Linked DNA regions of Homo sapiens: region 2 is linked to region 1. A link is an interaction called in ENCODE POLR2A ChIA-PET data of the cell type or tissue named here. Cell type or tissue: PC-9. All regions are shown on one strand. Each heading gives the region's core, and the rest is flanking DNA. Links, peaks and the distances in the headings are about the cores only.

Region 1 (2,804 bases), core at 5-2,504:
GACACTCCACTCCTGTCTCCTGTCTTCCCTGTCTGGTCTCCTGAAAGACAAATCAGTTTCTAAAGCTGCCTGAGGGGCCGGGTGCAGTGGCTCACACCTGTAATCCCAGCACTTTGGGAGGCTGGGATGGGCAGATCATAAGGTCAGGAGTTCGAGACCAGCCTGGGCAACATAGTGAAACCCCCGTCTCTACTAAAAATACAAAGTTAGCCCAGCCTCTCAGGAGGCTGAGGCAGGAGAATCGCTTGAACTCAGGAGGTGGAGGTTGCAGTGAGCCGAGATCGCGCCACTGTACTCCAGCCCGGGCAAAAGAGTGAGACTATGTCCCAAAAAAAAAAAAAAAAAAAAAAAAAATGGTGCCTGAGTCTCCCAACCCATGTCTCAATAAAGAAAAGGCAAAATACTAACATCCAGTGATCTTGTAGCAAAATGTCAACTGTTTCCAAACGTTTTCTGCCATGAGCTGAAGTGCCACTCCCAGTTATCAGGGCCCCGGGAGAGGCTGAGAAGGTGCTGGCCCTGTGCCCTGGAGGCTGTGGCCAGGTGACACCTCCCGCCATCCTGCTGGGCCCTGAAGTTGGCTGAGTGAGCCTCAGGGCAGAGACATGTCAGATGTGCCTTCGGCCACACGGGCCTGCACCAACTTCCCACACTGGCCTAAGTGCTTCCTCACACTTTGCTGGTTGCTCCGTTTAATCCTCTGTGACCTTGTGAGGGAGGAAGGCCCTGGGAGGGAAGCCACTTCCCCAGTTTTCCCAGGGAGTGGGGGTAGGGAGCTGGGAATGGCCAGCTGCATACCCGAGCAATGGCCGAGCTCTCTGTGCGAGGCCGCCCCTCCCCAGGCCTGGCACACACACACACCTGCTAAACGCTTGCCAAGTGACTTGGTGATAATGCGCTGGCAACATGGGCTTGTCGTTTCAGGGCCATGGATGCCACCTCTCCTATGTGTCTTGTAGAGCGCTAGACACGGCTACTTCCTGGTTCAGAGTCTGCTCTCGTGCCCTGTTCAGAGAGGCTCACCCGGAAGGAGGCAGCCCCAGTCAGAGAGGCTCACCCGGAAGGAGGCAGCCCCAGTCAGAGAGGCTCACCCGGAAGGAGGCAGCCCCAGTCAGAGAGGCTCACCGGGAAGGAGGGACCCTGTTCAGAGAGACACACCCGGAAGGAGTGAGCCCCGGTCAGAGAGGCTCACCCGGAAGGAGGGAGCCCTGTTCAGAGAGACACACCCGGAAGGAGGGACCCTGTTCAGAGAGGCTCACCCGGAAGGAGGCAGCCCTGTTCAGAGAGACACACCTGGAAGGAGTGAGCCCCGTTCAGAGAGACACACCCGGAAGGAGGCAGCCCGGTTCAGAGAGGCTCACCCAGAAGGAGACAGCCCTGTTCAGAGGCTCACCCGGAAGGAGGGAGCCCCGTTCAGAGAGACACACCCGGAAGGAGGCAGCCCGGTTCAGAGAGGCTCACCCGGAAGGAGGGAGCCACACAGGCTGCCCCGACCCTCAGACCTGTGCTCACTCTAGCAGCAGAGCCAGGGTTTGCCAGACCACACAGCCCCGTGGCTCGTGGGGTGAAGGACTTTTCAGTGCAGCTTACTTAAAGCTGCCAAACGTAGTTCCATTTGTAAAAGTCTGCCTGTCTTTGGAAAGCATGCTGAAGAGCCCCTGCACACTGCAATTGTTAGGATACCTGCAGGCCACCGTGATCTCAGCAGTCAGGGAGGATGCTTACGAGCACAGGGGCCAGATTCTCTGGTTCCCGTCCAAGCTCTGCCACTCGCTGGGCTGTGTGGCACTGGGCAAGCGCCTGAACCTCTCTGTATGTCAATTTTTTCTCCTGTAAGATTGTGATAAAATCAGCCTCCACGGTGATGTGAGGAGCATGTGTGGAGGATAACATGCGTGAAGCAGCTGGAACAATGCCTGGTACAGAAGTGCTGTGGAGTCAGCACTCACCATTGTCGTTTTGTAGAGATGGAGTCTTGCTATGTTTCCTAGGCTGATCTAGAACTCCTGGGCTCAGGCAATCTGCCCACCGTGGCCTCCCACAATGCTGGGATTGCAGACGTGAGCCACTGTGCCCAGCCCTCACCATTGTTAACACAGCTTAAAGACCCCCTTCCATAGGCTACAATTTGTTATTTAAAGAACAAAGATAAACTTAAGTGAAATTTCGACTTTGATTTTTAGTGAGTTGAAAAAAATCTGCTTGCTTTGGTTTCTAGAGGGGTAAGCTGTAGGGACCAGCCCCACAGGGTCGGTGGGTCTCTCCCTGTGTGCAGTGACGAGAGAGTGTAGAAATAAAGACACAAGACAAGAGATAAGAGAAAAGGCAGCTGGGCCCGGGGGACCACTACTACCAATGCACGGAGACCGGTAGTGGCCCCGAATGTCTGGCTGCACTGTTATTTATTGGATACAAGGCAGAAGGGGCAGGGTAAAGAATGCGAGTCACCTCCAATGGTAGGTAAGGTCATGTGGGTCACGTGTCCACTGGACAGGGGGCCCTTCCCTGCCTGGCAGCCGAGGCAGAGAGGGAGAGGAGACAGAGAGAAAGACAGCTTATGCCATTATTTCTGCATATCAGGGACTATTAGTACTGATAGTACTAATTTTTCACTAATTTACTACTGCTATCTAGAAGGCAGAGCCAGGTGTACAGGATGGAACATGAAGGCAGACTAGGAGTGTGACCACTGAAGCACAGCATCACAGGGAGACGGTTAGGCCTCCGGATAACTGCGGGCGAGCCTGACTCATGTCAGGCCCTCCACAAGAGGTGGAAGAGCAGTCTTCTCTAAACTCCCCTGG
Region 2 (2,804 bases), core at 273-2,772, 500 kb before region 1:
CACTCCTGGGAATTTATCCCAGAGAAATCAAAATTTATGTGCACATAAATACAGGCATATGAATGTTTATATTCGTTTATTTGTCGCAGTCAAAAACTGGAAAGAACCCCAATGTCTTTTGGTGGGTGAAACGTTAAATTGTACGTCCGCACCATGAACTATTGATACCTGTGACAACCTGGATGAACTCTCCAGAGAATTATGCTGAGTGAAAAAAGCCAATTCCAAAAGGTTACTGTATGATTCCATTTACATAACATTCTTGAAATGGCAAAAGTGTAGCTGTGGAGAATAGTTCAGTGGTTGTGGGGGGTCCACGAGGGGTGATCTGGGAGGAACATGGGTGTGTCCAGGAGGGGCCACAAGAGGGTCCTGTGGGTAGAGACAGCCCAGGTCTGGCTGCGTCATTGTCAGTATGCTGGCTGCAGTCGTGTGCTGTAGTTTGGCAGGATGCTACCCCTGGAGGAAAACGGTACACAAGACCTCTGTTTACTGTTTCTCACAACTGCATGTGAACCTACAGTTATCTAAAGCAAGAAAAATCAGTTCACACCTATTCACTCTCTGTCAACAAACCCACATACACGCACCGCATTACAAGGGCTTTACCAATATGTAGAATCACGTGAAGTGGGAAGAGGGAAAAGGGCTTTCCTTTTAGGGAATTATGACCTTGACTGACTTAAAATCAATATTTGCTTCAGATTTGCAGGTCCAGATCTAAAAGTTTAAATAGATGTCAAAGTAGGTTAATTCAATTTCAGTGACCTTGGTGTTGAGCCTTTGAAACACTGCCTCCCAGTTAAGGCTTGAATAAGTTAACAGTTCTAAGGTTGAATCGGGTGTGTTTAAATATTCAGAGCCGGGCAGAGGGAGGTGGAAGGCAGCAGGCTACACTGTGCTTCGGGCTCCCTCCTGCTCTCTGTGAGCCTGGACTGAAGCCTCCTCTGGTTCAGGCTCAGAGACCTTGCAGCCCCACCCCTCCCTCCAGCCAGGTGGGTGTGGGTGGCCCAGGGATGCTTCAAGTGGCAGGTTTGTTTTCTGGGGATCCCAATGTGATCGTGAACTTGCTGCATCACAGTTTCCTGCCAACCACCTCCTTCTAAAGGAGAGGTGAGGAGGAATCTCCGTTTTCTTCAAATGTTTGGGTCTCCCACAGACCAGTCACCGGATCCTCTTGGCAAAATGAGGACCCCAAGGGTTTAGAATCTGAATAACTTTGCCTTCCTTCTCCTTATCTTTTCAATAGTTTGTGGATTGTTTGGGGCATATCTGGTGGGGAGAATCTGAAAGTTGAAAATAAGCAATAAAATGAAGGGTAAATGCATTACTATTAGTAAATTTCTAAACAGGGCAATGAACACCAGCTAACTAGAAACTGGCATGTCCCCAGCATTTGCTGTTTGGGACTGGAGTCATGTGGAGCAGGAACATAGCATCAGTTGCATCAGCACTCAGGTTTCACTGTGCTGGAGCTCCCAAAACCTAGCGTTTTATGGTCCCAGGGTGTCCATTGTTCCAGCTTCCTCTCCATCAAAATGTCAGAGCCACTGGCCAGAGAGAACACGGGGCGCCCCGTGTGATCAGCCACAAAGCAGGCGACACTAAATGCCCACTTTTGGAATGGACTGTTTACACGGGGGGCAGTTGGTTCTCAGAAGGTCTAAATGGGATGGGCCCGAGGGCTGCTGCTTCTGGGTGATCCTCTGTCCTGTGGCCTGGACTTGGGCCCCACTCCTCCTGGAGAGAGTGAAATGGAATGGCCTCTGTTTACTTCAAGAGTTAAATAAATACAGGCCTTCCTTGCTTGGAGCCGTGTTTTGGAATCAGTATTTACTTGGTGTGCTCTTGGTGAACTGGAAGGTACGTTTCCAGGTCTGCTTTTCTGTAGGAATGTGGGGAAGCTCTGGCCATCTGACAACTGTGTCAGCCTTGGCGTCCTCCTCCTCCAGCCCCCATGGACAAAGGGTGGGTGGGGTTGCCTGGCCCCCTTCTCACTGAAGGAGCTCCCAGGGAACATGGCCCAGACAACAGCACAGCTGCGGGGAGGGGCTCCTCGGTGAGAGGTGGTCACTGGTGCTGAATTGATATGGTGTCCGCTCCCCTCTCAAAAACAAGCTAACCGGTATGCACGGAGCCACAGATCTGCCAAGGGTGTTGGGAGCTCGAAGACCACAGTGCCTGCTCTGTTCCACGTAATTTACCTCTGCAGAGACAGGAACAAGGGTCAGGCAGAAAGCAGGGGTGGGAAAGATCCTGCCTGCAGACTTCACCTGTGGCCGGTGGTTCTAGAGGCCTGGGCAGGAGACCAGCTCAGTCTATGTTTTGTCTGCCCCCAGCTGACCTGGGTTCCCAGCCACCTGAGGCCAGGCCTGCCTTGGTCCTGCGTCAGAGCCCTCCCTGCCCAGGGGAAGTGCAGACCTGGGGCTGAGCCTGACCCCAGCCAGACCCCAGCCTGACAGGAGCGTTCAGCCACCTGGTAGGGGCTGGGTCAGACGGCAAAGGCAGGGAAGACGAGGAGGCTGCCAGGGCCCTGCTGTGGGCACTCGCTGCCTCACCTCTCCTCCCCCTGCATGTTTCCAGGTCGCATATGAGTGTCTAGGTTGGGAAAAGGGTCTCTGTGTGGCCAACGGAACTGTCTGCTCTGAGAACGCTGTGGCATGCTGGGCTTGGCTTGTGCACCACTGCCCTCAGAATGTCATTTTATTGTTGATCTTGTGCCTGATGTTGCGAAGTGAGGTGAGGCCATTGTGGAATGTGCACTCATCCTGGGACTTGCTATGCACTTGTCTTGTCACCCGAGG

The links. ChIA-PET counts read pairs that join two places held together with the same protein. Peaks named below come from ENCODE experiments on the same cell type or tissue, not always from the same donor. Only the 100,000 strongest peaks of a DNase experiment are listed, where the experiment ranks them.
Region 2: POLR2A ChIA-PET joins it to region 1 with 6 read pairs; 2 of 35 experiments call an interaction of 5 or more read pairs at or near these places.

What each region holds. Positions count from the first base shown.
Region 1 is chr13:113,448,138-113,450,941 of GRCh38, forward strand. The region is part of intron 1 of ADPRHL1 (ADP-ribosylhydrolase like 1); the gene reads right to left. Among named protein-coding and RNA genes, the nearest start is that of ADPRHL1, 3.9 kb to the right of the region's middle. RefSeq lists an enhancer at 1,022-1,381. In PC-9, for the core only: no CTCF peak of the experiment used is centred there; DNase peaks (open chromatin) are centred at 634 and 1,264; H3K4me3 peaks cover 2,500 bases; H3K27ac peaks cover 2,357 bases.
Region 2 is chr13:112,951,343-112,954,146 of GRCh38, forward strand. It overlaps a transcript of MCF2L not described here. Among named protein-coding and RNA genes, the nearest start is that of MCF2L-AS1, 16 kb to the right of the region's middle. RefSeq lists a silencer at 393-687 and an enhancer at 1,796-2,513. In PC-9, for the core only: no CTCF peak of the experiment used is centred there; no DNase peak of the experiment used is centred there.